Regions from separate parts of the Homo sapiens genome. Here region 2 is linked to region 1. The links are chromatin contacts, found by Hi-C or POLR2A ChIA-PET in ENCODE. All regions are on one chromosome and are shown on one strand. Each heading gives the region's core, a stretch centred on a gene start or an enhancer-like site at or near the end of the contact. The rest is flanking DNA. Distances are from core to core; before and after follow the strand shown.

Evidence for each region. Hi-C counts contacts between places; a loop is a spot of excess contacts on that map. ChIA-PET counts read pairs that join two places held with the same protein, here RNA polymerase II (POLR2A). Pooled maps may share reads with other maps.
Region 2: a loop to region 1 is called in a map of dorsolateral prefrontal cortex, with 2.3 times the contacts of the local background. The contact joins the promoter of KAZN here to the enhancer-like site in region 1. A Hi-C loop is called at or near these places in 1 of 168 maps with a recorded cell type or tissue (dorsolateral prefrontal cortex) and 1 of 50 pooled maps. POLR2A ChIA-PET finds 5 or more read pairs at or near these places in 1 of 52 experiments (A673).

Annotation. Positions count from the first base shown.
Region 1 is chr1:14,257,927-14,264,555 of GRCh38, forward strand. It overlaps a transcript of KAZN not described here. Among named protein-coding and RNA genes, the nearest start is that of KAZN-AS1, 160 kb to the right of the region's middle. RefSeq lists an enhancer at 1,386-1,885. Within about 2 kb of position 1,290, at least 5 of the 41 ENCODE cell types and tissues checked have a DNase peak (open chromatin) inside an H3K27ac peak, as active enhancers do; they include dorsolateral prefrontal cortex, where a contact is called at or near this core.
Region 2 is chr1:14,597,170-14,603,397 of GRCh38, forward strand. It overlaps KAZN (kazrin, periplakin interacting protein), which reads left to right and starts at 1,516. Exons shown (of 15, transcript NM_201628.3): 1 at 1,516-2,054. The coding sequence starts at 1,829. RefSeq lists a silencer at 2,183-2,342.

The DNA of each region.
Region 1 (6,629 bases), core at 40-2,539:
AAAACTTAGAGTATAATAAAAAAAAAAAACATTAAAAAAAAAAAAAGAGAAAAAAAAAAAAGAAAAGAAGGGGGAAGGGTAAGAATGGGGGAAAAATTAGACAATTTGATAGAAGCTCAGGCATTTATATGAAGTGCAAGAGACTGAACGGATGAAGAGAGAGAGGAGAGCCTGAGACCCTTCATCACGGTAGATCACAATGAACCCTCCACCGTCCCAAAACTGTCCCAAAACTGTCCCAAAACTGTATTTTGGGAAACATTTCAAGATTCTTTCTTTCTTTCTTTCTTTCTTTTTTTTTTTTTTTGAGACAGAGTCTTTCTCTTTGACCCAGGCTGGAGTGCAGTGGTGCAATCTTGGCTCACTGCAAGCTCTGCCTCCCGGGTTCACACCATTCTCCTGCCTCAGCCTCCCGAGTAGCTGGGACTACAAGTGCCCGCCACCACGCCTGGCTAAATTTTGTATTTTTTTTTTTTTTTTTGTATTTTTAGTAGACCACGGGGTTTCACCGTGTTAGCCAGGATGGTCTCGATCTCCTGACCTCGTGATCCACCTGCCTCGGCCTCCCAAAGTGCTGGGATTACAGGCGTGAGCCACTGCGCCTAAAAAAACACAGAGTTCAACTATAATTCTGGAAGAAAAGCTTCTTTTGCTATTCGTTTAATCTAGAATCTATACCAGGGAGAACCAAATGCATTGGCGAGTTAAGCTGCTTTGCTTCAGAATATTAAATTCATTTCTCAAATGTTTGACTTCATGTCAGTGGTGAGTTTGTCATCAGACCAGGCTGTGTTTAAGTCCCAGCTCTGCCTGCTACCTGTCTGTCAAGCCTCTGTGCAAGTTGCTTTTGTTCTTAGAATCTCACCTGGAATGCAGGTGACTACAACCTCGCAGGAATATGTAGAGATTAAATGATTTAATAGAAGTAAGAGAAGCTCACCTTGCTGTCTCCATGGTAAATGGTCAACACACGTTTATTGCATTGGCATCTCAATTTTGCAAAGTCCAAACAAAAGCAAAATGCAGAGTAGCTCCAAATTTGGAGGGATGGAAAGAGGAGAGGTAATCACGGGGCTGGGCGTCAGGTAGAGAGACTCAAAGGTCTGTCAGGTTATTGACATGTCCAACGAGCTGCGGGACAGATGAACAAAGGCACACTTTCAACTCGGAGTTGAAGTCACAAAGGCCGATGGTTTCTGCTTGGAGATGAGTGAAAGGTGGCTCACGTGGCTAGGCAGCATGCATGCCGGGCCCTCCTGGCTCCGCACTTGGTGTCGGATTCAGAGAGTATGCTGGGAGCACGTGTGCAACTCCACTGGGACAGTTTGTTCCAGATGTGCACAGCTGCGAGCCTCTGAGGGCTGAGGGCCAGGGCTTTCTGTAGGAAGTATATTGTGCTCCTTTCCCTTCCCCAATGGAGCTGACGGAGGCTTGCACAAGCTCCTGCTGTGCCGAGCTGGGACGGCGGCCATGGCACAGAGACAAGCACGTGATGTACCCAGGCGCTCCAAACATCAGCACCAAGACCTCCTTTTTAACAGTCCAACCCTCTGAGGCACGCCTTTGCCTTTCAGTCTTAGGAACATCCCAGCCTCACCCCCCAAGTGGCCTGGCAAGACCTCCGTCCATCACATTGGCCTGGCTGTGGTTCAGGAATCATCTGAAAGAGGCACATTCGTTGTGTTAGCCTGAGGTTCATCACCATTTCCAGAGGAGATGCTAGTAACCCCGGACATGAGACAAACTGCTTCCTTTGATGCATCCTCCTGTCTGGTTAGGAAATGGCAGAGGTAGGAATCTTTGATGCAGGGCTAGACACACAGCAGCTGCAGGGCCTTCAGAAGGCTTTGGAAAAACTAGAAGGTTTTCTCAATGACTTCATCCCACTTTACTTTGTGACAGTGACTTTGGGTGACCTTGTGCCTTTTGACTGGGTCCAGGAAATACCAGAGCTGCAGAGATATTGATCACTCTCCCCTTGAACATATAAATGGGCTGTTACCAAAGTGCAAGGTTTTATTAAAGCACAACGCAAGCGGATTTTTCTTTTGAAAATGGAACGGGGTTGTGGACTCTTTTATTCCCATTTATTTTCTGAGTTGGCTGTTATCACCGTTTTCAATTTCTACACTCCTGAAGTCGGTCTTCCTTGTGTCTTGACAAAAATTTCACGACCTCTTCCCCTTTCATTGTTTCCCCTATTTATTTATTCACTCAACAAATGTTTACTGAGGTCCTGTGATATGCCAGGCACTTTTCTAGATACCAAGGAGACAGCAGTGAGCAAAACAGACAGATATCCCTGCCCTCGTGGAACTGATATTCTAGTGTAGGAGGCACACGATAAACAAAAGAAACAAGTAAAACCTGCGGAATGTCCGATGGGGTAAGTGCTTGGAGAACAGGAAGACTTACAAGGGAGGGAGGATGGTCTGGACATTTGAGCAGAGGTTTGAAAGGGTGAAGTAACCACCCAGAGAGCACTGCAGATGGAGAGAACAGCAGGTGCAAAGGCCCTGGGACAGAGCATTTCGATGACCCGCATGGCTGGAGCAGGGTGAGCCCATGGGGACAATAGGAGAGAAGTCAGATAGGGGGATGTAGAGTTAGGTCCAAGGTTACAGCTGGATGGAGACATCATTAACTACGATCCACCTGAAAGACAGCCTGAGCCTGGAAATAGCTCCATTCTTTGTGAGCAATGCCACAAAGTCGTGAGTAAAGGACACGGGCCCGGCTGGCAGGCACCAGGCTGCTCAGCTGTGCACATTCCCACATCAAATTCTGTAGCAGTTCCTATTTGCCAGGCACTGTTTCTGCACTATGTATATAGTCGCTAATTTAACCCTCACCACACACTTGTCAGATGGGTACTGTTACTGCCCCATTTTCCAGATGAGGCTCAAAGCGGTTAAGTCGCCGTCACAGGTTTCACAGCTGGTAAAGTGAGGAGTTGGAATTGAAATGAGGCAGACGGCCTCCAGGGTGCATGCTCCCACTCATGGAGCCACATCTGCCTCCCTTGCTAACACGACAATGATACCTGTAGTAATACATACTCTTTACATGTGAACACACACAGCATGCTGTTATGTATAGTATGGGCTCTGATTTTAATACATGTCTTAGGAAGACAGAAGTTAAGACGGCAACTATTTGCAAGAAGTTGTGGAACTATTCAAAGGATCAGTTCTAAAGCTGTTTAAAAAAGTAGGGTGGGGAATTGGACTTCTTGGGTTCAAATCCTGGCTCAGCCCCTTACTATTGTGAGATCTTAGACAAGGAATCTTGCTGGTCTGAGACTCAGTTACTGCAGCTGTAAAACAGAGATAGACAAGTAGGTATTTCATGAAGATGCATTAAGGATAAATGAAATCATGTATCTCAAAGTCCTGGCACAGAGGAATAAATCAGGAAATTTCAGCTCTGATCATCGCCATCAATTTATGATTATTATTGTTGTAATCTAAAGTTTCCAGGACTCGGGTTAAGATACGCTGGGTCCTCAGGATGGAGCTGAATGGTCCCCGGGGGCCAGATCAGATTTCTGATCATGAGTGTGTTTGCCTAGCTATTGATTTTCTGCGTGGCCTTTTACCAAGTTGCTGCTTTACCTGCCTTTGTGCTCATTCTCCACCGACGAGGCACTTAACCCTTCCAGAAGGATGTGAGGAGGCGGAAAAATCGTTTGTAAAATCATGCTGACATTTGGGGGTGGAAGGTGCTGAGGAACTGTGAGGCAGAGTGTTTCCCTTCCAATCACCCTCCCAGTCCGATTGGTATTCATCTTGGAAAGGTCACTCTCTTGGCTTAAGAGTTTCCTGTGACACTCGAGCTGCAGCTTAAACGAATTGTTCCTGAAGTCTGTCTTGCGGTACTTGTCACTTCAGTCTTTCTCCTTGCTTCTGGAATTCAGTGGGGAAATTGCAAGGGCTCCATCTCAACTCCTGCTGTTAAGCTGAAGGAGGTCATCCGAGACCCACTTTACCTAAATGCCGTGGTCCCCAAATGGTGGTGGACAGATGACCACTGGCATACATCATGCTTTTAGGGGACACATAGAAGAACCCTGAGATTTTAATAGTCATGTATGTATTTAATCTATGTTGGAGAAATATAACTAGCATATCAAACCAATGATGCAAATTTTTAGAATTAAATTTGTATATGAAAAATAAAAGTGAGTTGTTTTTGAATATTAAGAAGTCTGGGTATGATGACTCACCCCTGTAATCCCAGCACTTTGGGAAGCTGAGACAGGAGGATTGCTTGAGCCCAGGAGTTTGAGACGAGCCCTAGCAATATAACAAGACTCTGTATCTATTAAAAATAAAAATTTAAAAAGAATATTAAGCAGACCATATAAGTGGTACATAGCTATGGCAGAAACCCCTCCTTGTGGCTCTTAGATGACTAAAATTGGTAAAAGCACATTCTGTAGATAACCTATGTGGAAACTTTTAAAAGCCGTAATTGCCAAAGCTGTAATTGCCAATAGCTTTGGCAATTGCCGCTTTTAAAAGTTTATAACTTTCTACATGTTGCTGGTCATGTTAGCCACTTCACCTCTACTTACTTTGCTGACTAAATTCTACGCTAGAGCCTTGTTTTAGCTCTCACATTCCACACTGTGGAATTCAGTAGCTTAAGATGGGTCACCTGCCTTGAACACTGTCCGATGTCATTTAATACTGGAAGGACCCCCATGATAAAACCACTTTAAATCTCTGTTCAAAAACCTTGTTAAGCCCTCTGTTCAAATTTATTGTTTCCACCAGTTCTGTAGTAAGAAATACAGGCTTTTCTGAGAGCCATTTCTCCAGCTATCTCCTGTAAGGCAGTTTGTACAAGTCGTAAATCATTCGGTCGTTGTTACAAGAAGCCATAATGAAATCTCCGGCAACACCAGGCTTGTAGCTAGAACTGAGAATAGCTGTTGAGAGAGGGGTGTTTTATTCCCCTTTAAAATCAGAGTGGAAATTTACTGCCTTCTCCACAACCTCTGTATAACACTCTGTAACTAATAAAATTCCTACCGTGTGATCCGTGGGTTTTATTTCTAAGTCAAATCATGTGGCGTGCATGCGTGTATATCCATTTTCCACTCTGAGCTGATTCAAGAACTGTTGATGACTATTTATGACTTTTACTATGTTACTCTGAGATTTTAGCGGGAACCCAAACCAAGTGTCTCCATGCAGTTTACCAAGTTTTTTGAAGATGCCTAGAGCTCAACTTTACTTCCCAGGGTTTCTTTAAGCCATGTTGAAAGCCATAGACCATAAACCACAAACCCCTAGGTCTATTGTATGTTGAGCAGAGAAGATAAACTGATGTAATACAAATGTCAGCTAATTACAAAAATCAGTTCTTGTAACAACTCGAAAGATGATCTGGGTTTAAATGAGATAAACAAGCAGGGTTGTGTGTTCCTCATTTTTAGATGGCAAGCTAAAATGTCACAGGGTGTGCTCTCAGCTGTCAGCCTCTAATCTAATTAGACAGGATAATTGGGGAGGCTGAGCTTGCTGATGGTTGACAAACATATTAGTCTAATTTCATTCTCTCTAATATGACTCTGGCAACCCTGAGCTTCTCTTGTCATCACGTCAGCCAGGAAGGATTCTGAATGCAAAGACAAAACTCTGGTTTGGTTTCAGCGATGATTTCTGGGTATAGAGATTGCTGCTAAAGGGAAAAAGTGTGGGAGCGGGGGCAGGGTGGGGCTGGGGTGCAATTCAAACTGTAAAAGCAAACTAACAGAAAGGATGGTTTGGGATTTGTATGAGGTAGAAATGTAAACTGAACTGCTAAATAGTTATCAAAGAATATCCCTTTTGCTATGTTTAAGGACACGCAGTGAACAGAGCTCAAGTTGACAGCATGCTGCCTCTTAGAGACCTACTGGCACAAATCGCTAAGAATGATTTATCACCATCTTTGAAGTTATGCATCTGCCAGGGGGATAGTCAGCCAGGATGCCCTGCCTTGGCCTTCTGGCCATCTGACTGGTGGGTCGTCAGCTCCTGGGCTATCTCAGCTATTAATTATTTTTAATATCTCCCCTGTTGCATTAATTTTTATTTTTAGTTTGCTGCTATAAACTACCACAAATTTAGTGGCTTAAAACAGCACACACTTGTTATCTTACAGTTCTGTAGGTCTGAAATCAGGGTACAGTGTGAGTCAGCTGGGTCCTCTCATGGAGTCTCACATAAACACGGCCAAAGTGGCAGCAGGACTGTGTTTCTTTCTGCAGGTTCTAAACCTAAGTCTGCTTCTGAGCTCATTCAGGTTGTTGGTCAAATTCAGTTCCTCGCAATTGTAGGACTGAAGTCTCCATTTCTTTGGTGACTGTCAGCCAGGAGTGGGTGTTTGCTAGAGGCCACTCACATTCCTTCTCATGCTTGACACAACTTCTCTTCCAGTCACATCAGCTGCTATGATTTTAATGTGTCCCCTAAAACTTAATCCTCAATGCAACAGCGTTGGAAGGTGGAACCTTTAAGAGGTAATGAGTTCATGAAGGTTCTGCCCTCACAAATAGATTAATGCTGTTATTCCAGAAGTGGGTTAGTTATCAACAGAGTGTGTTCTTGATAAAAGGATGAGTCCTACCCCCATCCTCT
Region 2 (6,228 bases), core at 266-2,765, 340 kb after region 1:
GGTAAGAACTTGTGTTAATGAGGTTAAGGTCAGGGTTCGATCCCCGAACTGACCCATTAGCTGAGCAGAGCGGACAGAGTGAAGAATTGTGTCTTCCTGCCACATGCTCCACCATCAAATCCTGCCCTCTTGCAAAAGCTTGTTAGTGGTCACAGGGGAATGGAGCAAGACTGTTTTTATGGTTCCACAGAAAAGGGGGGAGAAATCTATCATCCAAGGCCTCCTGAAGGCGCAGCAGGAGGAACTTGCAATCAGATGATTACTTTCTTCCAGTCCCGCTGTCACCTGGTTTCTGCGGGCCCCTTAAGTAAATTGCTTAACCCTATGCAGAGCCTCAGTTTCCTTATCCCTAAAATGGGAATAATAATCCTCACTCACAAGAGATAAGAATGCATATAAAAGCACTCTACACGCAGTTTTTGCTTGGTTCTTATGGGCTTCCTGTAAGAACCTGAAGGGTGGGCAGCCTCATTTTTCCTCGCAGCACCCCACTGGCTTCTGCAATCTGCTCTTTGCTGCTCTCCGGAGGTTGACTGAGCTGGAATGATGGCGCCCTGTTGACCAGAGGGTTGCTGGCTGTTTTAAATTGTCCTATTTGCATGGAATGAAGTTTGCTATGGTAACAAGGTCTGGTGGCTGGAATCCAGGGCCCCAGTGAAAAATGCAAAGCCTGTGGTCTGGGAGAGAAAGAGGAGCTGGAGAGGGCATATCAACGTCAGGTTACCTCAGTTCTTCTGTGAAGAGGGGATGGGTAAACTGAGGCAGCAGGGCTCAACTCTTCTGCTCCCAGTAGAAGAAAGGGAAGAAGCCCCATCGACGCCTTCCTTCTTATCTCTCAACCTCATCTCTGTCCCCGCCAATATTCAGCCCGGCTAAGAAGCTTAGGAGCTGGCTAAGGCTGCTCCTCCACCTGGATGCACACACAGGGCTAGGGCTGTGGAGAGGCGGGAGCACCAGCGGCCCACGCCGAGGAAGATAGGCGCTCCCTCCTGGGGTGGGCAGCGCAGGTCTGGCCTGCGGGTGGGGGGTGGAGAGTGAGAGGCACGCGGGGCACCAGCTCAGCTCCCCTCTGGGGATTTCGTACTCGCAGTTTAAGGAACCGGTGGAGCACGAACTCCACTCCTGAGCTGGCGCAAGCGTCTCCCTTCCATGGAGATCCACCCCGGCTCCCCTCTGAGGCCCCCTTTCCAAGCACCCTCTCTTCCGAGCACCCAGCACCTCCCCAACCTTAGCACGGCTCGGGGCACCAGTTCTCCAGGGCGGGGGCTGCCCCACCGCTCAAGGGAGGGGACAGAGGGCCGGCCTCGGTCCAGGCGACCCCTGCCCCTCGCCAGGGGCGCCACCTTGGCCCCCTCCCGACTGCCGTCCGCCGCCTCCGCCCCCCCGGGGGGTGTGTCTCCGAAGTACGGGGGCGCGGGAGGCCAAGGGTGCCCCCAGCCTCCGACCGAGACCCCCTCCCGAGCCGGCGGCGAATGGTAGGCTCCATTTAAAGAGTGCCTGGTGGCGCGCGGTGTCCTTCTTGGAGCAGCTCTCGGCGCCCGCCCGCCGGGGTCTCGGCGATCGCTGCTCCTCCTCCTCCTTCTCCTCCTCTTTTTTCTCCTCCGCCTCCTCCCCCCGCCGCCTCGCCACCGCCGCGGCTAGGGCTGGAGGCGCCGCTGTCATTCCTGTGCCGGAGGAACCGGCGCTGCCGGTGCCTGGGGGTCGGGGCGCGGGCGAAGCCGGGCCGCGGAGGACACAACAGGTAGAGCCGGGGGTGCCCGGCCGCGCGCCCCCCGCGCATCATGCAGCTCTTTGTCACCTCTCTCGCCCCCAGGCCAAAATCCTGAGCATGATGGAAGACAATAAGCAGCTCGCGCTCCGCATCGATGGGGCGGTCCAGTCGGCCAGCCAGGAGGTGACCAACCTGCGAGCCGAACTCACGGCCACCAACCGGAGACTGGCGGAACTGAGCGGCGGCGGCGGCCCCGGCCCGGGCCCGGGAGCCGCGGCCAGCGCCTCGGCGGCGGGGGACTCGGCGGCGACGAACATGGAGAACCCCCAGCTTGGAGCGCAAGGTAGGATCGCCCCGGCGCCCAGGGCGGAGGAAGGCGAGCAGAGCACGCCCGGCCTCGGAGGTGGCCGGGGACCCGGGGTCCCCCACACCCGGGGCGAAATCGCTTTGCATTCTGGCTTGTAACCCTTTCCGCCCGGCGGTGGCCACCGCTGCTCTCCGGCTGGGAGTTGCAGGCTGCTGTCATTCACGAAAACCCGAGCGCAGTGTGCACGGGGTCACACGGTCACACCGGCCCCGGCCAGCCTGAGCGAGGCGCAGCCGGCGGGTCCCTTCCGGCATCAGAAAGTGCCCTTTCCGTGGCACCAGCCCCCTAGCTCCGTGCAAACTTTTCATGCCGGGGCCTTTTCCCCACCCCCCGCAGGGGTGAATGGCACAGTTCCCCCCACTTCCTTAGGCTCCTTCCCAGAGAGAGCTCCGGGCTCTGCCGCCGTGGTTGGGATAGAGGATTGCACTGCTGTGCACTTTTCTCCGCGGATGCCAAATCCCTTGGCTCAGTTGCATCTGGACTTTATTTTCTTCTCATTTGAGGTCTCTCAGGCATTGGAATCTATAGATGCAACAGTAGATGCTCAGCTCAGCAGGGAGTTTAAATTTCCGCAAATATAAACACCGAGAGCACTTTCCAGGGGGATACTGTAGACCTCAAAGGTTGAGCGGTAGAGAAATGAAGGCTTAGGGTGGTGGGCTGCAGGGAGCCCGTTTGAAGGGACTCTGCGGTTTAGAGAAGAGGAAGAAAAAGACAGTTGGTTTGTGTTCACATTGACAGAGATTAAGCTCTGAAACCCCCTGCAAGACATAAAGGCGGATGGGGCATTCCCTAAAATGTACTGTTTGGTTTCTGTGACTTAGAAAGTAAAAGGGTAAGCAGGCTTTGGGGGATTTTTTTTTTCTTTTTGCCTAATTGCCCTTTAAGAAACAGTATCACTGGTTATTAATATCATTTGAATTGCAAATTAAACTGCTGAAATCCAGAACAGGACAGAAACAAATCTCCAGTCCATGAGGTCCACTTGTCTAAATATGTCACTTGAAGTGCAAGGTACCAATTGCTCAGTGGCTCAAAATGATTTTCTGGTTCTGTTGTCATTTCAAGAGCTTCTCTTGAGGGTTGAGAGAGTCTGTTTTCCTAAGAATCTGGTTCTCTCCATCAGTCTCTGTTTCCACCTTATCTTCCTGGGAAGGTGTGCTTTCTTTGAGGTGAGATGTGAAGCCTGCCCACGTGCAGTTTTATGTCGAATTCCAAGTCAGATCTTAACTTGGTACTCCCGGAGCCTGTTGGAAGTCTTAGGAATTGGGGGGAGTACTTTGGTAAGGAAGTAGCCATGACGTAATGGTGAGAAGGTGTTGTGGTCCTAGTGCTTGCTGCAAGCTTGACATGTGGTTATTCTTGTCATCCTTGCAATGTCATTGTGTGCGAAAGAACATTCTCCACTGGAACCTGTGCAAAAAAAAAAAAAAAAAAAAAAGACAGACTGCAAGGTAATGCTTCACTTTTTATAGGCAGAGGCTCTGCTAACATTAAAGAAATAGCTAAGAACTGGCATTTTGCTAAGAATCAAAAGCTGTATAGTAAAGGACACTGAACAATGCTCGTTTATTTCCCACTGTCTGCCCCTTTCTCCGCGAAGGAAAAGTTAAGTGGCTTTTTATCTGAGTCCTGGGTCTGGTTGTAGACTGGGCAGGCTAAGGCAGTCAACGCAGTAATGATGTCCACATGCTCAACTTGAAAACTGACATACTCGCGGATGGTTAAATTGTTGTAGTGGAGCAACAGGGGGCTGATTCCTTGTTCTTTTTTCCTACACAAATGCACAGGGCTGTGGAAATGAAAATGGCTTTTGGATCTCTTGGATATCCTTAAAAACACATAAAACCAGCAGCTCCCATACGCTCTCAGGACTGTGCCTGCCCATGTCAGTGGCTGGCTGTGGGTGGTAGGATGAAGGGTGGTCTTGATTTCTCCTCTTTGTACATTGGTATGTCTCAAAATCTTTCCTAGGGGCACTTTGTGATTTTTATAATCAGAAAATAAAATGTTCAAAGGTTTAAACTCTACTTGATTGTTGGCCGCATAACCGTCTAAACTGATATGCATTTCAACAGATGTGATGGTTGAAAAGAAAACAAGCCCCCGTATAAGTTCAGTGGGGTATCATTTACTTGTCTGTAGCAACAGTACTTGATACATTATTTAGCCTCTGTAAGTTTGGGGGATTTTTTTTTTTTGATGGGGGCGGGAGTTGTTTTTGTTTGTTTTTGTTTTTTTCATAGCCTGTGGCAGCATCCTGCTAGCACAGAAACCCTCTGCAGAGGTGGTCTGGTAGTTTCTTTTGCCATTGCTTTCATTATCCTAAAAAGAAGCCTTGAGTTCTCACACAAGTTAATTTTAAAGTGCAATTGATTGGGTTCCACTTGATTCTTCGTAATACACCTCCAGGGAGGCTCCCAGAGGCTCAGCTCCTCAGGGTTTCTGACTGTTCTTCCAAATTAGTCTTGTGTTTTCATTTTGTCTGTGTTGGTGCAGTTCAATGGGCCCAGACCCTAAGAGTGTTTAAGTGCTATTGAGTTATCAGTTTTCAAATCAAGGTTTTGAATAAAACGAGTATCTTTGCATTTCAAAATGCAACCGTGTAAGTCATCTTTTAACGAAAGGGCATTATGCACATATTAAATGCATGCTAATGTAACTTTAACAATATTAGTACAAATGGTTTTGGGAAAGAGTCACCTTTTGCTTCCTCTGCCAAGAGACTGTTAGATTCATTTTCAAATGTTTTTGTTTTTGTTTTTTAAATTCTTTTTTTAAATGAATGAAGCAAACTCATCAATCCATCATTGGCTGTTTTGTTCCAGGGATGACAACGGGCAGTAGGTAGGTTGGTATCCCCTTTTGATGAAGAAAATTTGGGTTTTCCTAGCGGGTTAATGCAGTGTGTCATTTAAACAAAATATTAACTTGGTTGGTACTCCCTGTGAGCTGGCATGGTTGCTATGTAACAGAATCTAGAAAGTGAACTGCTGAAAATCTGGGCTTTCGGCACTTCGGAGGATATTCTTTCGGAATCTGTGTTGAAAGAATTCCTGGCAGCCAGCCCATCTTGTCTCTCCCTCCTGCAACTGAGTTGGATAATCCTTAATGAGAATGCTGGCGTACAGTGCAGAGGGCGTCCGTGCAGGGTGACACATTTCAGAGCTCCAGAGGCTGCCTTTTGGGTCGGTGGGGTCACGGCAGCCTTTGACAGGTGGACAGAAGGAGGCTTGGAAAGAACAGAGCCAAGCATTTGTTCCAATTCATCTTGTTGTTGGTAGCCAGAGAAGGGATTTGTTTAAAGTAACATTTCTAAGCTGTTTTCCTCAGCATAACATCTCTGGGAAAATGTGTTTAAAATGCTTGCTGTTCTTTGAGGGGAAAATGTAGCAGTTTGTTTCTCTGAAAAAGTTTTATCAGCTGATGAATGACTAATATTAGATTCAGTTGGTTGCTTTGCTATGCATAGAACAAAACAATTAAGTGCTATGGTACCCAATTCAAATAGGTGTTAACTGTATATAACAAAATACTTAATGCCCAGTAGGATGTATGCCTACTGTCATTAGTTTTCTTTGTTAAAGAAATAATTGTATTTGTATTCCTATGCAAGTGGACGTGCTGATAGCATCTTTCTTTGGTGTGGAGGACTTCCTGCCTACTGCATTTGTTAGAAGGGGATGGAGGCAAGGGTCGGTTTCCTGTACCTTTGTACATTTCCATAAATGCGTGCAAGTTGTATTTTTCTCTCCAGGCATTAAAATAGGCTGTTACTTAAGGCCTGACAGCTCTCATCTACCATTACTACAACACTGGAAACTCTTTCGTGAAGTATAAATTACCTTTGGAGTGAATTGAATGTGTGAGTAGTCTGTGGAGACGCTAGACACTGTCGCTTTGCAAAGTAAGTTCTGTCTTTTGGCATCCCCTTCTCAATTCATTCTGCCTCTGCTCTTGTTTTCCTAAGTAGACTTTTATCTTTTTTGAGAAAGAGAATTTTCAAATGGCAGAGAGGATGGAACAAAATGTTGGGGAATCTCGGGCCTTCTGTTAGCTTGCCACTAAGTTACAGAGCTCAGCAAGTAGCCTGCGCCATGGTTTTCCAGCCAGATCAAGGGGTTAAAATAGAGTGTGTCTTTTCCTAACC